Regions from separate parts of the Homo sapiens genome. Here region 1 is linked to region 2. A link is a loop called in an ENCODE intact Hi-C map of the cell type or tissue named here. Cell type or tissue: PC-9. All regions are shown on one strand. Links, peaks and the distances in the headings refer to the core of each region. The heading gives the core; the rest is flanking DNA. Region 1 holds the start of LOC107984218 (a long non-coding RNA gene). Region 2 has its middle 24 kb from the start of SVIL.

The links. A loop is a pair of places that touch in the nucleus more often than their neighbours do. Peaks named below come from ENCODE experiments on the same cell type or tissue, not always from the same donor. Only the 100,000 strongest peaks of a DNase experiment are listed, where the experiment ranks them.
Region 1: a loop joins it to region 2, with 7 times the contacts of the local background. A loop is called at or near these places in 3 of 110 quality-filtered maps.

What each region holds. Positions count from the first base shown.
Region 1 is chr10:29,997,940-30,007,511 of GRCh38, forward strand. LOC107984218 (a long non-coding RNA gene) reads right to left here and starts at 3,133. Exons shown (of 2, transcript XR_001747403.2): 1 at 3,021-3,133. RefSeq lists a silencer at 277-465. In PC-9, for the core only: CTCF peaks have their summits at 4,695 (motif pointing left) and 4,897; a DNase peak (open chromatin) is centred at 4,642; H3K27ac peaks cover 367 bases.
Region 2 is chr10:29,654,396-29,663,967 of GRCh38, forward strand. It overlaps a transcript of SVIL not described here. Among named protein-coding and RNA genes, the nearest start is that of SVIL, 24 kb to the left of the region's middle. RefSeq lists an enhancer at 4,141-5,340. In PC-9, for the core only: a CTCF peak has its summit at 4,634; a DNase peak (open chromatin) is centred at 4,776; H3K27ac peaks cover 2,300 bases.

The sequences.
Region 1 (9,572 bases), core at 3,462-5,961, 340 kb after region 2:
ATGATTCCTCCCACGTGCAGCACACATAGTATACATACATCCAACACACGTGACACCCAGAATATGTACACTCCACACACGCTCACACAACACCTGCATACACAACACACACATGCAACACACAAAATTCACAGTGCATGTGCACATAATTCAAGTTCACACAACTCCTGTATACACAACACACATGTAGCACACACAACACTCAATGTGCACTCAATGCAAGCTTACAACACACATGACACATGCATGCACACCACACACACGTGCAATACACAAAATTCACAATACGTGTTCACTCAACACATGTATATACACACCACACAGGACATACCATACATGTGCACACAACACAAGTTCACACAACCCACATAGCACATGCATATGCTTCACACACACATGCAACACACAGGACACACAGCACATGTGCACTCAGTGCAAGCTCACACAACACACACAACACATGCATATACACCGTACACACATGCAACACAAGCAACACAGTACATGTGTACTCAGCATACACCCAAGCCGGCTTCTTAGGGACCTCACTGAGCACTTCCAATAACCAGCCAGCAGGGGACAGCATTGCAAAGGCTTTGCAGGACAGGCGAGCTCCCTCAGGAGGCAACAAGTGTCAAAGATTCATCAACTTTACAATCTACATCCAGTGCCTACTATGTGCCAGTCATTTTGCTAGGTGCTTCCAGCCATGATAAAAACGGAAATGTCTCTTCCTTCAAGACTAAGCTTCCTTCAAAAACTCGAGAGGTGGAAGATGGCGTGGGAGTAAGGGGTTGCAACCGAGAACCACCACGTGGCCACCTGGCTCCGAGGCTGGGCTTGGGTAGGAGAGTCGCTGCCTTGGATCTAGCTCTGCCACTTAGTTTCTGCCCCTTTACTGTAACATGAAGTGGCTGCTACAGCAGCACTGTCTCGCAGAAATACGGTGTGAGCTGCACATGCGATCCAAACTAAATTCTTTAATCACGCCATTAAAAACGGGAGAAGGAAGCAGGTGAAATTAATTTTACTCGTATGTTTTATTTAACCCAGTATATCAAAAATAGTAATATATAGGGCCAGGCGAGGTGTCTCATGCCTGTAATCCCAGCACTTTGGGAGGCCGAGGCGGACGAATCACCTGAGGTCGGGAGTTCGAGACCAGCCTGGCCAACATGGTGAAACCCCATCTCTACTAAAAATACAAATCTACTAAACATACCAAAAAAAAAAAAATAGCCAGGCATGGTGGCGGGCATCTGTAGTTCCAGCTACTAGGGAGGCTGAGGGAGAAGAATCGCTTGAACCTGGGAGGCAGAGGTTGCAGTGAACAGAGATTGCTCTACTGCACTCCAGCCTGGGCAACAGGGCAAGACTCCATCTCAAAAAAACAAAACAAAACAAAACAAAATAGTAATACATATATTCACTGTGTAATATAAAAAGATTGAGCTAATTTACATTCACTTTCTGTACGAAGTCTGGGTGTATTCTACGTTCACAGCATGTCTCAATTCGGACCGCCTGCACTCCCTGCGCTCAATTGCCACCTGTGGCCGGGGCTTGCAGTATTGAACAGCCATCCAACTAGAGTTTTCAGGCCTTGCAGGGTGTTAGAATCACCTGGGTGGCGGGGGAGTGGCTATGAAAAAATTTCTTGTGCCCAAAACAACAAACAAATGCAGTGCTCGGGCCCTACTATATTAATTCTAGTCTGTCTGAGAGCCTGAGGCTGTCACCCAAATACCAAATGTCAGCCTAGCCCATTTGCTTTCCCTTTTCCAGTGTGCACCTCCTTCCTTCACATCACATCACACACACACACACACACACACACACACACACACACACAGTTTGGAGTCTGAAATTAGGAGGATCACTTGAGCCCACGAGACAGAGGTTGCAGTGTGCCAAGATCACACCACTGCACTCCAGCCTGGGCAACAGAGTGAGACTCTGTCTCAACAACAACAACAAAAAATCCAAACCACAACATAAAACAGAGGGATAAACAGAAGAGACAGTCGTGCTGTTCTGCATCTCTTGGTTGCTGGACCCTGTAGGTCCCACAACCTTTGCTGACATCCCTCAGAGAAGCTCCATCACTTTGTCCTCCTGCCCCCAGCAGATGCCAAGCCCCAGAAGGGCCCCTCCTCTTGTCACTGTCCCTCCAGGTCTGGCAGAGCCAGTTCCTTTGTCGGTGAGGAAGCTGTGATCTTGGGAGCAGTGGCCCTTTCCTCTCTGGGTGGAACACGGAGCTCAGCCTCTGCCCTCCCTCTCTCTGCTCCTCTTTGTCACCTTCCACTCACAGGCCTGGGAAAAGGACCCTCAGGGCTCCTTGCCTGCAGTCCTTTTGGTTGGCAGGAGCTGCTGATTGGCATGGGCTGACAGCTTTCCCGAGGGGGATGTCTGGAGGCCACCAGCTGCCTCCACACACAGGTGCCCAGGTGTGTGGCTGCTTCAGCTCCAGCAGCCACCGCCTTTCTGGGGAAAATCTATGCAGGACTAAGGGCTGAGGGAAAGCCCTATGTACTTTGGGACCCCAGGACAAGAGGATAATTGTGCAAAATCCCATTGACATCACTTTCTCTCTGTAGGGAGCTGCAGATTAATGGTAAAAAAAAAAAAACAAAAAAAAAACACTAATGAGCAAAGTAACTCCTAGTTACCCCATCCAGGTTGGGGAAGAGAAGTTTGGAGACACTAGTGTCTCTAGTTATGTAGCATTTATTTTCTAGATCTAAGCGTCTACTGTTCCATGGTATTAGCTGTCCTTGGAAGCATCCCTAACCTTCCCAACCCTCTGTTACTTCATCTGCAAAATAGGAATACCTGATGTGCCTGGCTCTCAGAGTTGTTGTAAAAACGGAAAGAAAACAGCAGCTGAAAATTGTCAAGGACTGTGACAGGGCTGAGGTTTTTACCCCATTTGTCAGGTTACAAGTGGGCCTGCCAGTTTCATGAATGGGGATAGAAGACACAAGACTCCTGGGTCAGAGCCAAGGGAATTTATTACTCACTGCAACAGCAGTAGCCAGAGTCTCGGCATTTTCTTGTGTGGGATCCGTAGACTCCAATACCCAGAGCGCGATGTGAAGAGGCCGGGTGAGACGGTCACACCAGGCAGGAACCTGAGTTTAGGAAAGTCACTTATTTTTAGTATGAGTAGGAAGCCTGCCTGACCTTTGTCCCTGAGAGAGACATTATCTTTATTCTACTGGGCAGTAAACAAACCTGCCCTTTCCTCTGGAGACAGAGACACTGACTGTATCTTCCCAGGCTGCTCTCTGCACAAACACCCTTGGAAAGCTAGTCCGGAACAAAAGCGGTCCGTGTCTCTCTTGGCAAAACAGGCTTCTGCCTTTCCAGGCAAAAGACCCGTGGAGAATTTTCTCCCCACCAAGCACTATTGAGAAAGTGCAAGTGCTATGCATGTGTAAAGTACTTTAACCTCATTTACCCTAACAATTGCCCTGTGAGGTGGGAAGGGGTAAAAATAACCCTATCATGATGCTTATGTGGAAAGAGAGTCAGGCATGAGAGGTTCAGCACGTGTCCAAAGCCACCCAGCTATTTGGTGAATCACCATGTCTAGCACTGAGAAATCTAGGCTCTAGGCCCTCTGCTATTTCTACTACACCACTGGCAAGATCATCTTTAATGCCCCTCAAGCCTCACTCATTCCCACTAGAATCTACAAATTGTGACAGGCCATCAACAGTGAGAAGTCAGCACCATTAGAAACTTCTGCAGTTTCCAAGGCTGAGCTCATTTGAAAGCAGGCGATGCGTGTGTTAAATAACCAGGCTTTGTTTTGGGTTATCAAAATTCTCCCACGGTCTGCTCCAGCATGCCAACATGGGTGTTGGGGGGTTACAAGGGAGTTTGCGGGCACTCGGAAGCAATCGAGACCCCGTGACCTGCAGAGTGGTGAGCAGGACTCAGGCGTATGGGAGTGGGAAGTCACTGACCCTCACACCTGCATGGATGTTGCTGCTCTTCTGCTTTGCAGAAGAGGGTTCATACCCGTTCTTTTTGTGCCAGGAAGAAGGACAGGCTCAAAGGTTCTGTGGCCTGTGGCTTGAGGTCTCCCTGTTGTTCAACAAGTGTCAGCAAGGGTCTCTGGCCCTGGAGGGGCTCTCACTGAGCTCCCGTGGGAGTGGGACATGTAGGAGCCCCAGTTCCTACACTGTCTCCTAAGGGGCTCCAGCTTGGCTTGGACCTCTTTCCTGGTGCACAGTATGACTGCTGATCGACACTCACTGAACACTTAGCAAGTTCCAGGCACTGTGCTATGCCAAGCCCTTCCCACACATCATCTTATTTAATCCTCACAACAACCCTTTCTATGGGTGACATGCCTGCATCGCATGGTAAGTGACAAAGCTCCAACTCATTGCAGATCTTATCTGGCTCTGAGGCCCAGATATGCTTCCAACAAAGGACTTGTGAGTTATCTTCACATTTTTAGAAATAAAGTTGGGGTCCAGAGAGCAGAGCCCCTGAAAGCCTCTCTTTTCTGCCAGCCTGTCGCAGCAAAGTACTTCCAACTAGATCTTTAGGTAGACAGGTCTGCAGGTTCTGCTTGTAGGAAAAACAGCAAGCAATTAGCACAACCCGCCTGGATGTGGGGCTCAGTGAACCTGTCCTCCGTTGGCATGCACGTACGCTGCCCTCTAGCGTTGAAATGCCAGCAGGCGGCTACCTCTGCTCAGCTTGCACAAGAGGTCAGCCCCTCGCCTTCCCATGGGGAGCAGAACAGAGTCCGGCATTTCCCACTCTGGAGAATGGGCCACTTCCCACTGAGTGGCCTCTCCTACACAAAGGGCAAGGGACCCCACATGAAAATGTCCCGAGAAGTTTTGTGCTGCCTGGGTCAGCCGGCCACTTTCAGCAGGCTTCACTCTACAAGGAGCTTTTTCCTCTGAAAGTGACTTCTGTACACCAATTATTATGATCTGTCACCTCTGAAGCCATTTATTTCAATGGCTAGTGATAAGTATTGATACTTGACAGGATTTTCAACTTGGATTTCACAAACCTCAAGTATATTTTCTGTTCTCTCCCATGTCACTATTCCTTTAGAAACCAAAATTACATCAAAAGTGATTCACCTGATTGCAGAGCTCAGTCTGTGAAGTGGGTGCCTCCCTGCCACCCCGAGATTCCTAGATCGGCCATGAGCGAGGCATATCAAAGAGACCTGCCCTTTGATAACCACGTTTTATTTTCACCAGAAGGCATCTTCTCTCTATTGTATAATATATGATTCCAGGGTCTATGCAATGGTTCTGTAACTTCAAACTTCTCGAGATGAAGAGAAAAATGAAACCCTTTGTAGGCATCATTCACTGGAAGCACTCAAACTTAATAAAGATGATCTATTGTAAATGCAATACATTTTCTGCTGGGTTTAGCTTATTTATCTTCATGGTACAGCCTTATATATGTGGGATGGATTTGAACCAGATATAATATGGGTACAGTTATAACTCTGCAGGAAATCTCCTAAAAGTAACAGATCTTACCTTTGTAATAAAGATAGCCATATAAAATTTTTGGTATAAATCGTGCAGCACAAGATTGGCATAATTCAAGCATAGTGCGCCGTCTAAGTTCATGCATGTGGCGTTTCCCACAGGCAGAAATAACTCTTCCAATGGCTTCTATTTGTCCTTCCATAGTTGAAGACAAAGAAGACAGGCTCTATGGCAAAATTATGAGGCCACCAAAATCAATGCTCCAAGCCCCATTCTTCATATTTCTTCTTTTCTCTGTAGCAATTACAAGTTTTTCTTTTGTTTTCTAACCTTCTCAGGTTCAAAGTCAAACCTCCTAATAAGTTTTCTATTTCTGCAAAACAAATTGCTTCTACACTCAGCAGGTTTTCTTTTAGGTTTTTCTTTCTCTCTTTTTTTTTTTTTTTTTTTTTTGAGACAGAGCCTGGCTCTGTCACCTAGGCTGGAGTGCAGTGCAGTGGCACCATCTCAGCTCACTGCAACCTCTGCCTCCTGGGCTCAAACCATCCTCCCACCTCAGCTTCCCAAGTAGCTGGGATTACAGGTGCATACTACCATACCTGGCTAATTTTTATGTTTTTAGTAGACACAGGGTTTTGCAGTGTTGCCCAGGCTGGTCTTGAAGTCCTGAGCTCAAGTGATTGCCCCCCTCAGCCTCCCAAAATGCCGCATTACAGGCGTGAGCCACAGTGCCCGGCCCACACTCAGCAGTTTAAAAGAATAATAAACAATTACTGTTTCATGTTGTTTCCATGGGCCAGCACAGAGGAGTAGCTGAACTTGAGGGTTTGGAGGTCTCTCAGGAGGTTGCATTCAAAATGTCAGTGGCTGTGGAGGCTCCACTTGGGCTTGAAGATCCATGTCCATGGGGGATCATTCACAGGGCTGGCAAACTGGTGTTGGCTGTTGGCTGTTGGCTGGAGGCCTTAATTCCTCACGATGTGGGTCTCCCCACGGGAGTGCTGGAGCGCCTTTACAACATGGCAGTTGGCTTCCCTAAGAGCACAGGTTGGAAGCCATAGTGTATTTTATGATCTAGATTCAGAATTGGCACACCATAATTTTTGCAATATGCTAGGTGATTATAAAGTTCAACCTTATTTATTTATTTTTTTACTGTAAAAATTTTTTAACTTTTTAATTTTTTGAGTACATAGTAGTTATATATACTTATGGAGTATATGAGACATTTTGATACAGGCATATAATGTGTAATAATCACATCAGGATAAAGGAAGTATCCATCACCTCAGCATTTATCTTTTTTTTTTTTTTTTTTTTGAGGTGGAATCTTGCTCTGTTGCCCAGGCTGGAATGCAGTGGTGTGATCTCACTGCAATCTCCACCTCCCAGGTTCAAGAGATTCTCGTGCATCAGCCTCCCAAGTAGCTGGGACTACAGGCATGAGCCACCATGCCTGGCTATTTTGTTGTTGTTGTATTTTTAGTAGAGAGGGGATTCACGGTGTTGGCCAGGCTGGTCTCGAACTCCTGACCTCAAGTGAACCACCCACTGTGGCCTCCCAAAGTGCTTAGATTACAGATATGAGCCACCTCGCCTGGCCCACATTTATCCTTTGTGTTATAAACAATCCAATTATACTTTTTTAGTTATTTTTAATTGCACAATTAAATTATTGTTGACTATAGTCACCTGGTTGTGCCATCAAATACTAGCTCTTATTCATGCTGCCTATTTTTTGTACCCATTAACCATCCTCACTCCCCCCCTCCCTTCTATCCTCCCCAGCCTGTTAACCATCCTTCTACTCTCTGTCTCCATGAGTTCAATTTTTATTTTTAGCTCCCAGAAATACGTGAAAACATGCCAAGTTTCTCTTTCTGTGCCTGGCTTATTTCACTTAACATAATGACCTCCAGTTCCATCCATGTTATTGCAAATGAAAAGATCTCTTTATTTTTTATGGCTGAATAGTATTCCATTGTGTATATGTACCATGTTTTCTTTATCCATTTGTCTGCTGATGAATACTTAGATTGTTTCCAAATCTTGGCTAGTGTGAATAGTGCTGCAATAAACATGGGAATGCAGATATCTCTTTGATACACTGATTTCCTTTCTTTTGGGTATATATCCAGCAGTGGGATTGCTGGATCAAATGGTAGCTCTATTTTTAGTTTTTTGAGAAACCCCGTAACTGTTCTCTATAATGGTTGTACTAATTTACATTCCCACCAACAGTGTATGAGGATTCTCTTTCTCCACATCCTTGCCAGCATTTGTTACTGCCTGTCTTTTGGATAAAAGCTATTTTAACTGAGATGAGATGATATCTCACTGTAGTTTTGATTTGCATTTCTCTAATGGTCAGTGACATTGAGCACCTTTTCATATACTTGTTTGACATTTGTATGCCTTCTTTTGAGAAATGTCTGATCAGATCTTTTGCCCATTTTGAAATCAGCTTATTAGATTCTTTCCTATAGAGTTGTTTGAGCTCCTTATATAATCTGGTTATTAATCCCTTGTCAGATGGTTAGTTTGCAAATATTTTCTCCCATTCTGTGGGTTGCCTCCACTTTGTTGATGGTTTCCTTTGTTGTGCAGAGGCTTTTTAACTTGCTGTGATCCCACGTGTCCAATTTTTTTCATGCAATACTTGTTTTTTTATAGTAAATACAGATAAGCAATCCATTCATACCTACATACCCATAACCCCAATTCCAGAAGTCATTATTGTTAACATTTTGGTGAAAACATATCCAGGTTTGTTTGTTCTAAACTTTTGTTGTACTATGGTGTGGACCTCCTGCTCTACCAAAATAAAATAGCGGACCTGGTGTACCCTGCCTCCCTGTTTTGTCTAATACCTAGACACAAATTTGCTTCAAAACAAATATTTATTGATAAGTCATGTTATTGATATGTGCCAGGAATTTTGTTAGCCCCTGTGGATTTGCGAGACAGACACAGTCCAAACCCTCCAGACACTGTTGCCTAGGAGGAGGGGACAGTGACATTTGATACTTTCAGCACTCTCCATTACAGTCTTTACAGTGGTATGAAGGGGAAGCCTAAACCAGAACCGCCTAACCTCACCTGGCCAGGTCAGGGGAGCTGCTGCGGAACGTGAGGCTCAAACAGACATGGCAGATGAATGGAAATTGACAGAAGAGAAGGCGAAGGCCAACCAGCACAAATGACTGGCACACACACCGGCGCCAAGATAAAGGACCCAGAGGAGAGCTGGTGGATGGTCCATTGTACTGTGTCTGAAGACACCTCAAGTGGCTATGGGACCACTAGCATTAAAATCACGTATGTACTAGTTAAAAATGAAGTGTTCTGGCCCCCATGCCGGATGCACTAAATCAGCATCTTTTTCTCTTTTAACGCGTTCCAGGCACTGGGATACAAGTTGAAGTTTGATAGCCAAAGCCCTAGAGTCTCCATTGCTTGTGTGTAATGGCCGGGGAGCTCTTGCAGTGCAAGTCTTACAGGGTCTTCCAGAACCAGCTCAGCAAGGGACTCCACGGGAGGCATGGGGGACAGGCATATTTGCCGAACCACAAAAAGCAAATGAATGAAGGTTAGTTACCATATTTCATCAACTGCACGGGCACTTTTTTTTTCTCTCACATTTTAACTTCTCTGAAATTGGAATGCACTTATAATCAATGGCAAGTAGTAATTTCATCAATAGCCTTGTCTTCCTTTTTTGGAATGAAGCAAATAAAATGGCGTGCCTTCTGCGTGATGAAATACAGCAGTTGTCTTCCCCCACAGTCCCCCAGGCTCTCCTTCCTCATCGAGAAGACCCACCGAGGGGATAGTCTACATCCTTCAGAATATTTGCTGCCATGTTAATTTGTACTGCATGAACTTTCTCCTTGGACACAATTTTGCCCCTGATATCTTTCATCACTTTCTTCTGGCACCTGTTTCATTTTTGCCTTTAGTCACAGAGTCTCGTTTAAAAAAAAAAAATTGAAATCTGTTCCTGGGGTGCGTCTTCTGGATTTATAGAGGTATCTCTATAAATAAAAATCTCAATAACCAGGAAACTGAGTTCAGAATGCTTCCTCTGCAACT
Region 2 (9,572 bases), core at 3,533-6,032:
TCTTGCTGAACTTATTAGTTTTAATAGTATGGTGAGTTCCTAAAAATTTTCTATAAACAAGATCACGCCATCTGCAAGTAAAGATAGTTTTACCTTTTCTTTTCCAATCTGGAAGCCTCTTATTTCATTTTCTTGTATAACTGCTCTGGCTAGAACCTCCAGCACAATACTGTATTAGTCAGGGTTCTCCAGAGAGACAGAATGAATAGGATAGATATATAGAAGTAGGCAGGAAATGTATTAGAGGAATTGGCTCACAGGATAATGGGGGCTGAGAAGTCCCACAACCGGTTGTCCTCAAGTTGGACAACCAGGAAGACTGGCAGCCTGTCTCCATCTAAGTCCAAAGGCCTCAGAATCAGGGTAGCCAATGGCATCACTCTATCAATCTAAGGCCCAAGATCTGAGAATCCTGGGGCCACTGGTGCACATGCCAGAGTCCAAAGGACAGAGGACCTGGAGCTCTGATGTCCAAGGGCAGTAGAAGAAGTGTTGCAGCTCCAGCAAAGACCTTTCCCCTGTCTTTTTTTCTATCCAGGCCCGGAGTCAATTGGACAGTGATCACCCACATGGAGGGTGGATCTTCCTCACTTAGTCTACCACTCATACACCAATCTCGTCCAGAAACACCCTCACAGACACACGCAGAAATAATGTGTTATTAGCTATCTAGGTGTTTTTTAATCCAGCCAGGTTGACAAATGTATTAGGGTTCTCCAGAGGGGCAGAACCAACAGGATACATATACATGTGAAAGGGAATTTATTAGGGAGAACTGCCTCACACAATTACAAGGTAAGTCCCATGATAGGCTGTCTGCAAGCTGGGGAAGAGAGAAGCTGGTAGTGGTCAGTCCAAGTCCTAAAGCCTCAAAACTGGGGAAGTCAATAGTGCAGCCTTCAGTCTGTGGCCAAAGGCCCTAGACCCCCCGGCAAGCCACTGGTGCAAGTCCCAGAGTCTAAAGGCCGAAGAACCTGGAATTTGATGTCCAAGGGCAGGAGGAGTAGAAGGAAGCATCCAGCACAGGAAGAGGAAACAGAGCCAGAAGACCCAGCAAGCTGCTTATCCCACCTTCTTCTACTGCTTCGCTCTTGCCATGCTGGGCAGCTGACTGGATGGTGCCCACCCACAGCAAGGGTGGGTCTTCCTCTCCCACTCCACCAACTCAAATGTCAATCTCCTCTGGCAAGCCCCTCAGAGACACACCCAGAAAAAATACTTTACCAGGCATCTAAGCCTCCCTTAGTCCAATCAAGTTGACACCTAATATTAACCATCACAGCACCTAAAATTTACTGTTCACAAATACTGAACAGAAGTGGTGAGAATGGATATCCTTGTCTTGTCTCTGAGCTTAGGAGAAAAGCTTTCAGCCCTTCACCATTCAGTGTCATGTTAGCTGTGGGTTCTTCATAGATGTCTTTTTCAGGTTGAAGAAGTTCCCTTCTATTCCTAGTCTGTTGAGTGTGTATGTGTGGGTTTTTTTTTTTTTTTTCTGTTTCTTTTGGAGTTTTGCTCTGTCACTGGAGTGCAGTGGCATGATCTTGGCTCACTGCAACCTTAGACTTCTGTTCAGGTGCTTCTCCTGCCTCAGCCTCCCGAGTAGCTGGGACTACAGGTATGTGGCACCACGCCCAGCTAATTTTTGTATTTTTAGTAGAGATGGGGTTTCACCATGTTGGCCAGGATGATCTCGATCTCCTGACCTCATGATCTGCCTGCCTCGGCCTCCCAAAGTGCTGGTATTACAGGTGTGAGCCACCGTGCCTGGCCGAGTGTGAGTGTTTTTTTTTTTTTTAAAAACATGAAGAGGCATTCGATTTTGTCAAATGCTTTCTCTGCACAAGACATCCTCTTTGCCTTTGCTTTTCAATCTGGAAGCTTTTTCTATGCCACCCGCATAACTTGCTATTTCTCATTCTTACAAGTCTCTACTTCAGGGCATTCCTGGATCATCCTATTTTAAAGTCCCCACCCATCACTCTATCTTCTCCATTCATGCAACCACAGAACCTTCAAAGTACTCAGCCATTATGAAACCAACCCAACAGTCCCATATAGCTTTTTTTTTTAAAAAAAAGAATAAATAAACATAGAAATTGAACTTTCTGGTCTTAACATTTGAAACTTATATTTGTTTTATCTGAGATCCTTCCTCAGGAAATGACCTTCAGGCCTCTCAAAAAAAGTATCAAAGAAATGAAACTCACCAGATCACATCCAGACAATAAAATGTGGACGCTGATTCAACATGATTGCTTCCAAGCCCCTTCTGAGTTCCTGTTTTCCCACACATGATTACATTTCTTCCCTGCTATATAGCCAGTTTTGGTCAGTCAGAGAGATGGATTTGAGACTGAGCTCCCATCTCCTCGGCTGCAGCACCCAATTAAAGCCTTCTTCCTTGGCAACACTTGTTGTCTCAGGCATTGGCTTTCTGTGCAGTGAGCAGCAGGACCCAGATTGAACCCCTGGTGTTTTGGTAACAATTACTATTAATATATGTACATATTCTGATGACACTTGTATTAATATAAAGTTTGGTATTTGCCAGCACATATTCATAATTTTAGTCCTTGCAATAATAGTATCTACAAAGTGAATACTATTATAAGCATCTTACACATAAGGAAATTGAAAGAGAGGTTACATGTCTTTTCCAAGATCATGCAGTTTATTAAGTGTCAAACCCAGGATTAAAACCCAAGCCACTGAGCTGCAGATACCAGGCTCTTAAACATTTGCTATTGTGTCTCTCAATGATTACCTTTCCTTAATTGTTAATGTATTTATTATCTAAACATGAGCACTGTCAACCTCAGTTTTTGCTGCATCCCTAGCATCTAACACCATCCATGGCTGGTGCGCAATCAATATTTAATGAACAAATGGAACACTGGTCTTAAGATGCCTCACAAGAAAATAGTTCCATGGAACTCTGGTGAGCACTGCCCACTACTCACACCCATCAAGATTCACAAAGCTCATTAGTTTTGAAGAAGGTCATTTAACTTTAATCCAATGCTTTCCAAACGCACTTAGGCATAGACCCATCCTCTGACCCAGGTCCCCACTGTATTAGTGGTGTAGGGAGCTGTGTTCCAGGGAACACACTTTGAGAACTCCTGCTCCAGAGAGGCAGGTCAAATAGCACAGTTTCCAGAAGGGTGCTCCTGTTCTCACTCCTTTGGCTGGCTCTGCTCCTATGTAAAGGTCCTATCTAATTCACACTCCCCGAAAGCTCCCTAATAGCCACGGCTCAGCTCAGAAAGAAAACCACAGCTGTAAGCTTTCCTGTTCTTTCCTGAAGTTCATAAAGGGCACACTGGGACACATGACCATCGAGGAAAAATGAAGACATTTCCAACCATCACAGTGGCTCAGCTCTCCTGTATGTCTATGGTTCCACACCGCATCACAGAGGCCGCTTTAATCTTCTTCGAGCTCTGGTTTGTTGAACATGATTCAAACAAAATCACCCTTCACAATGTGCTTTAATCTCTTCTAACAGTGCAAGCAAAGCCAATAATGTGTTAACCACAAAAGTGTCATATTTCTTTCCTCAATACTTACCTTAACGCCGATATTTAAATCATGGCTTCGATGTGAAATGACTTCAAAATCATCATATCTCAGCTTTTCAAGTCCTCAAGGCCATCCACTTGAACTCTCTCTGAAAAAGGACAAAGTCTCTACTGAAAAATCTGAGAAAGAAAATAGCAAACAATACAAGACAACCACACGTACGAATGAAACTGGATACTCTGCTGTGATTAATCTGCTGCCTCCAAAGAGCTTTTTCCCTTTCAAATACTCATCAACATCAGCAACTACAGATTACAGGCAGTGGTTAAAGTATCTTTTTAAACCTCTTATAAAAAGTGCTCAATAAAAGAATGCATTTTTCCCATTCATCGTAAACTCAGTGAATAAAGTCATTTCTATGCAATGGTTCTCCAAAGCTCTTATTTTTCTGGGAGGACTAAAATTGTATTATTTGGTCTATAAGCAAGAATCATTTTTGGTAAATATGAGTACTTTCTAAATTCAAATTTAAAATCAGATCCAAATATAGGGATGGCCAGGCATGGTGGCTCCCACCTGTAATCCTGGCACTTTGGAAGGTTGAAGTGGGAGGACTGCTTGAGGCCAGGAGTTCAAGACCAGTCTGCAACAAAGTGAAACCCTGTCTATACAAAAAATTGAACAAATTAGCTGAGCGTGGAGGTGTGCTCCTGTGCTCCCAGCTACATGGGAGGCCAAGGCAGGAGGATCACTTGAGTCCAGGAGGTTAAGGCTGCAGTGAGCCATGTTTGGATCACTGTACTTCAGCCTGGGCAACAAGGAAGACCCTGTCTTTAAAAAAATTAAAAACAAAAGAACAAATATGGAGGCTTGGGAACAGCAGCCTTGCCACAAAGGGACAACTGAGAAAATAAGAAATGGGTTGAAATTCATCACGAAGTTGGATGGAACTAACAAAGACCCAATTCCACAGAAAAAGACATGCTGGGTGGAGAGTTAGGAGACTGGAATAACTCACCGAAGGCATCAGGGTGAGTGATTTGGCTATGACTTGGTCTATGTCAAGCATTCCAGGCAGAGACAATCTCTGCATTTATTTTCCTCAAAGAGTGAGGGGAAACCCCACCTATGCTAGAATGTACCAGAGTAGAATTAAGGCAAACATGCATTTCCCCTTGTGGTTTGCCTGACGAGGTGCAATTTGTATGAAAGATGACTCACAAGGTTACAGAGTCATTCTTTAGACTCGAGGGTTGACACTCTGTGTGGTTCTTAATGACTCAGCCTGGGAGAGGTCCCCAACACAGAAGGCTCCAGCCCTGCAATCCCAGACTACAGAGGAAAGCCCCTCGTTTATCAGCTGGTTAGTGGTTAACAAGCGTGGCTTTGGGAAGTCTTTTGTCTTAGGCTATTGAGTTCCATCTTCTCATCTCCTCTCTGTTGTCTACTCAGCACTTCCTTGTATTCTTACCGCCGGAAAAAGTCAGAAAAGAATTCACTCAAGCACAGAGGGCTCTGAACTGGGCAACAGCTGGCACCACACCAGGCATTGCAAGAAACCACAGCTGAATTCCTTGGCGCTCATTTTTATAAATATTCCACAGGAAGGATGTCAGAAGCCTGGTTTATCCAGCATAGAGAGAATGGGGTTCATCTCCAGAAGCCCAGCCCCAGAGGCAACTTCTAGGAAAAAATCATCTTGTGATGGGTGCGGGGTCAAAGGGGAGTCAGCCCATGTGAAGTTCCCACAAGGTTAAAAAATAAATTATTGTCACCACTGCCTGGTGGAATTCAGACAGTCATGAACTCATTCTTGTAAGCCACAGAGATGGTTGCGGTAAACACAGACAAATTATTGGGTTTAAGCAGACCGTTTTTTGTTCCAACAATAAAAAAAATCATTTTCCCTTTCCTCCACAAATCTCTTTATTACTAAAAAGCTTTGATGCCTTGAGAACTGGGCTAGATCAATGTAAGCCTCTCTTTTTCCCCTGGGACTCCTCCTTAGGGCTCCAAACTGGTTTAAAAAATCCTTTGCCTGCTTAGGAAAAGGAGACCCTCTTATTGAACCAGCCACAAAAGAAAGAAAAAGAAAACTACTCAAAAAGAAAACAGGGGCTGGGCACAGTGGCTCATGTCTGTAATCCCAGCACTTTGGGAGGCTGAGGCAGGAGGATGGCTTGAGGCCAGGAGTTCAAGACTAAGCTGGGCAATACAGTGAGACCTTGTCTCTACAAAAAAATTAAAAATTAGCTGGGCCTGCCTATGGTCCCAGCTACCCAACAGGCTGAGGAAGAAAGATTGTTTGGGCCCAGGAGTTGCAGGTTACAGTGAGCTACGATTGTACCACTGCGCTCCAGCTCGGGCAACAAAGCAACACCTTGCTTGACTCAAAAAAAAAATTAAAAAGGCAGGGTGGGGTGGCTCATACCTATTGTTCCAGCACTTTAGGAGGCCAAAGTGAGAGGATCAATTGAGCCCAGGAATTTGAGACCAGCCTGGGCAACATAGCAAGACCCTGTGTTTACAAAAAATATAAAAAATTAGCCAGGCATGGTGTTGCACACCTCCCAGCTACTAGGGAGGCTGAGGTGGGAGGATCGCTTGAGCCTGGGAGGTGGAGGCTGCAGTGAGCCATGGTCTCACCACTGCACTCCAGCCTAGGCCACAGAGCAAAATTCTGGTGGGGGGAACGGGCCAAGAGAATCACAAGAAGCCAAGAAGAAAGGGCAGAATAGAAACATTCTCATCCCTCCCTCTTCTTAAAGAGAGTGCTAATCTCTGCCCAGACGCTCACGTCTTCCCCTGGCTCATTCCCCTCCTGACCTCTGGAGCATGGGCTCTCAAACTCATAGTGTGCACAGCAATCGCCTTGGGGCTCTACAACTGTGAGTCCAGATAGAAGAAAATCTGCAGTGAAATCATGAGCTCAGGGACAAAGAAGGAGTTTAAAAAGCCTGTGCCTGGGCCGGGTGTGGTGCCTCACGCCTGTAATCCCAGCACTCTGCGAGGCTGAGATGGGAGGATCATGAGGTCAAGAGATCAAGACCATCCTGGCCAACATGGTGAAACCCCGTCTCTACTAAAAATACAAAAATTAGCCAGGTGTGGTGGCACATGCCTGTAGTCCCAGCTATTCGGAAGGCTGAGGCAGGAGAATCGCTTGAACCAGGGAGTCGGAGGTTGCAGTGAGCCGAGATTGCGCCACTGCACTCTAGCTTGGCGACAGAGCAAGACACCGTCTCACAAGAAAAAAAAAAAAAAGCCTGTGCCTGAAACACTTGAGTCCTAGAAATCTGGTTTGCTTAAAGACAAAGGGAAAACCTCAGTCACTAGAGAGTAAAACTTCAGAATATATTGACAGGAAAACCCCACCATCAACCAGCTTTCATGCAGTCAGGATCATTTAGGAAAAATAAAAAAGCAAGAATACAAACAGGAAAAGGTCCAAATTTAGGGACAGGTTGAAGTTCGAGAAACGAGTCAAACCGGAATAAAAGCAGAAAAGAATTCCAGAGGAAAACAGGGCACCGGAGAAAGGAGAATGAGCATGATTAATGCAGCAGGAGGAGATGCTAGCTAAGCTGGAGCCAGACCAGGAGGGCTTGTCTCTTCTCTCCGGGGCTCTCTTGACCTTTCCAAGGCATTTCTTTCCGGACAAAACAAACTGTTACTGACTTTCACCAGGTTACCAACCCCCTGTGCAAAAACTCTGACTAGACTCTGGGACTAAATCTAGACCAATTGCATCTGGAAGAGAGATATGCCAGACAAAGGCATCCTTTTAGGTTAATGTTTCAAGCCTGTGCTTTGACAGATGGTGCCCATGGAGGTGCTCACAGTGAATGGATGTTTCTGGTGAGTTTTTATTTTCATTTTCCAAATTCTAGAACTGAAAATCAAATAAACTTTCTTTCTTTTTTTTTGAGATGGAGTCTCATTATGTTGCTCAGGCTGGTCTTAAACTCCTGGCTTAAAGTGATCCTTCCGTCTTTGGCCTCCCAAAGGGCTGAGGTTACAGGAGTGAGCCACCATGCCCGGCCCCAGTGAGTTTTATTCACATACTACCAAACTACTAGAGTAGCAAGTGCCTCTAGTTCTGGGGCATTGAGCAGCAACTTATCCCTCTTCACCAAGCAGCCAACAACCCCCACTGCAGACCTCAGGGATGATGCTGCCATGAGACCCAACTTTTATTCTGGCTTCTTTCTCCAACCTTTTTCCCTAGATGCCTTTAGCAAGGAAACCTGGTTCTTCCAGACATTTTCACAGAGCCTTAGGCACTTCCTCCCCGGTCTCATACAAATCTTTCAGGATTCAGCCTGGATGCCCCCAGTTTCCAGGAGAGCTTCTCTGACTGCCTTCATCCATCCTCAGAGACCTCCCTGTCTCCTGAATTCATGCCAAACACCTGATGCTGATTATAAATAACAATATGGCTAATTCTCAACCATCAAGGGTTGGATTAGCCACAGGAATAATAATACCAATAAGCATAATAATCATTATTGTTATTTGAACATTTGTAAAAAGTAAATAAATAAAATGCCAAATCAACAAGACCATCTCCCCATTAGAGAAGGTCCCCATTGATTGGAACTGCACAGTGACCTGCAGACATCACTGTGTCTGGAGTAGTTCCAGGCATCCATCACCCCTCAGATAGCTGCCTACCACATTAGTGCCCAAGGCTTGCCATTCTGACAGCAATAATTCCAGAAGCAAACACATGGATGGGAAAGCCACTAGTAAGTGACTGGACTGTCACATGTGTGAGGCAAGTTAGAAGCAATGAGCAACAATTAAAGTGGGAAGCTGGCATTAGAAGACAGGGCAGCAGGGATGTATGTGCGCGCGTACACACACACACACACACACACGGAACACTTGGACGAAGGACAAATAATAGGCCAGGTGCAGTGGCTCATGCCTGTAATCCCAGCACTCTGGGAGCCCAAGGCGGGAGGATCACTTGAGGCCAGAAGTTTGAGACCCACCTGGGCAGCAAAGCAAGACCCCATCTCTACAAAAAAGTAAAGAAAATTAACTGGGTGTGGTGGCATGCACCTGTAGCCCTAGCTACTTGGAAGGCTGAGGCTGGAGGATTGCTTGAGGCCAGGGATTTGAGGCTGCAGTGAGCTATGATCACACCACTGCACTCCAGCCTGGGCAACAGAATAAGACTCTGTCTCTTAAATAATAGTAATAATAAAAGAATAGACCATTTTAAGAGCACTAACCAATGGCCCATTTTATTTGTCAAGAAAACTATAGAAGACTTTGTGATCCTAGACTTGTAATATTTTTACACAGTAAGACAGTATCTATAGAATGGTGAATATTGTTCCAAATACTGGATTTTTCAGTAAGTAAACATCGGTAGTTTCCACTATGAAGAACATATTAGATTTGATGGTGACAACTTTTCTGTACTTTACCTCTCAATCAACAGATACTTATATTTCTTTTTTTTGTTTTTTTCTTTTGAGACACAGTCTCCCTCTGTTGCCCAGGCTGGAGTGCAGTGGCACAATCTCAGCTCACTGCAACCTCCGCCTCCCAGGTCCATGGAATTACAGGTGTGCACCACAATGCCCAGCTAATTTTTGTATTTTAGTAGAGACGGGGTTTCACCATGTTGGCCAGGCTGGTCTTGAACTCCTGACCTCAAGTGATCTGCCCTGCTTGGCCTCCCAAAGTGCTGGGATTACAGGCGTGAGCCACCATGCCCTGGTTGAGAGACGCCTATATTCCATATGGACTTTTCCCTCTAAAATCAGACTCATTTTTTATCAGCGGGACTCTTCTCCTGCACTGTATGTTTTCAGTGTTTCATGGGCATGAGCCCCATGCTCAACAAAGAGATGCGGAAAGACTGACAGGGAGGCAGTGGGCAGAGCAGCCGCTGGTTCTCCCGGTGAGTGCTGCTGGCAATCAGCACATCGGCAACTGCAAGAAGATGCTCACAGTCAAAATAGCAACTGACGCCAAGGGCACATCAAGGAGAGGGAGCTAAAATAAGAACCACAATCCTCCCTGGTGAGATC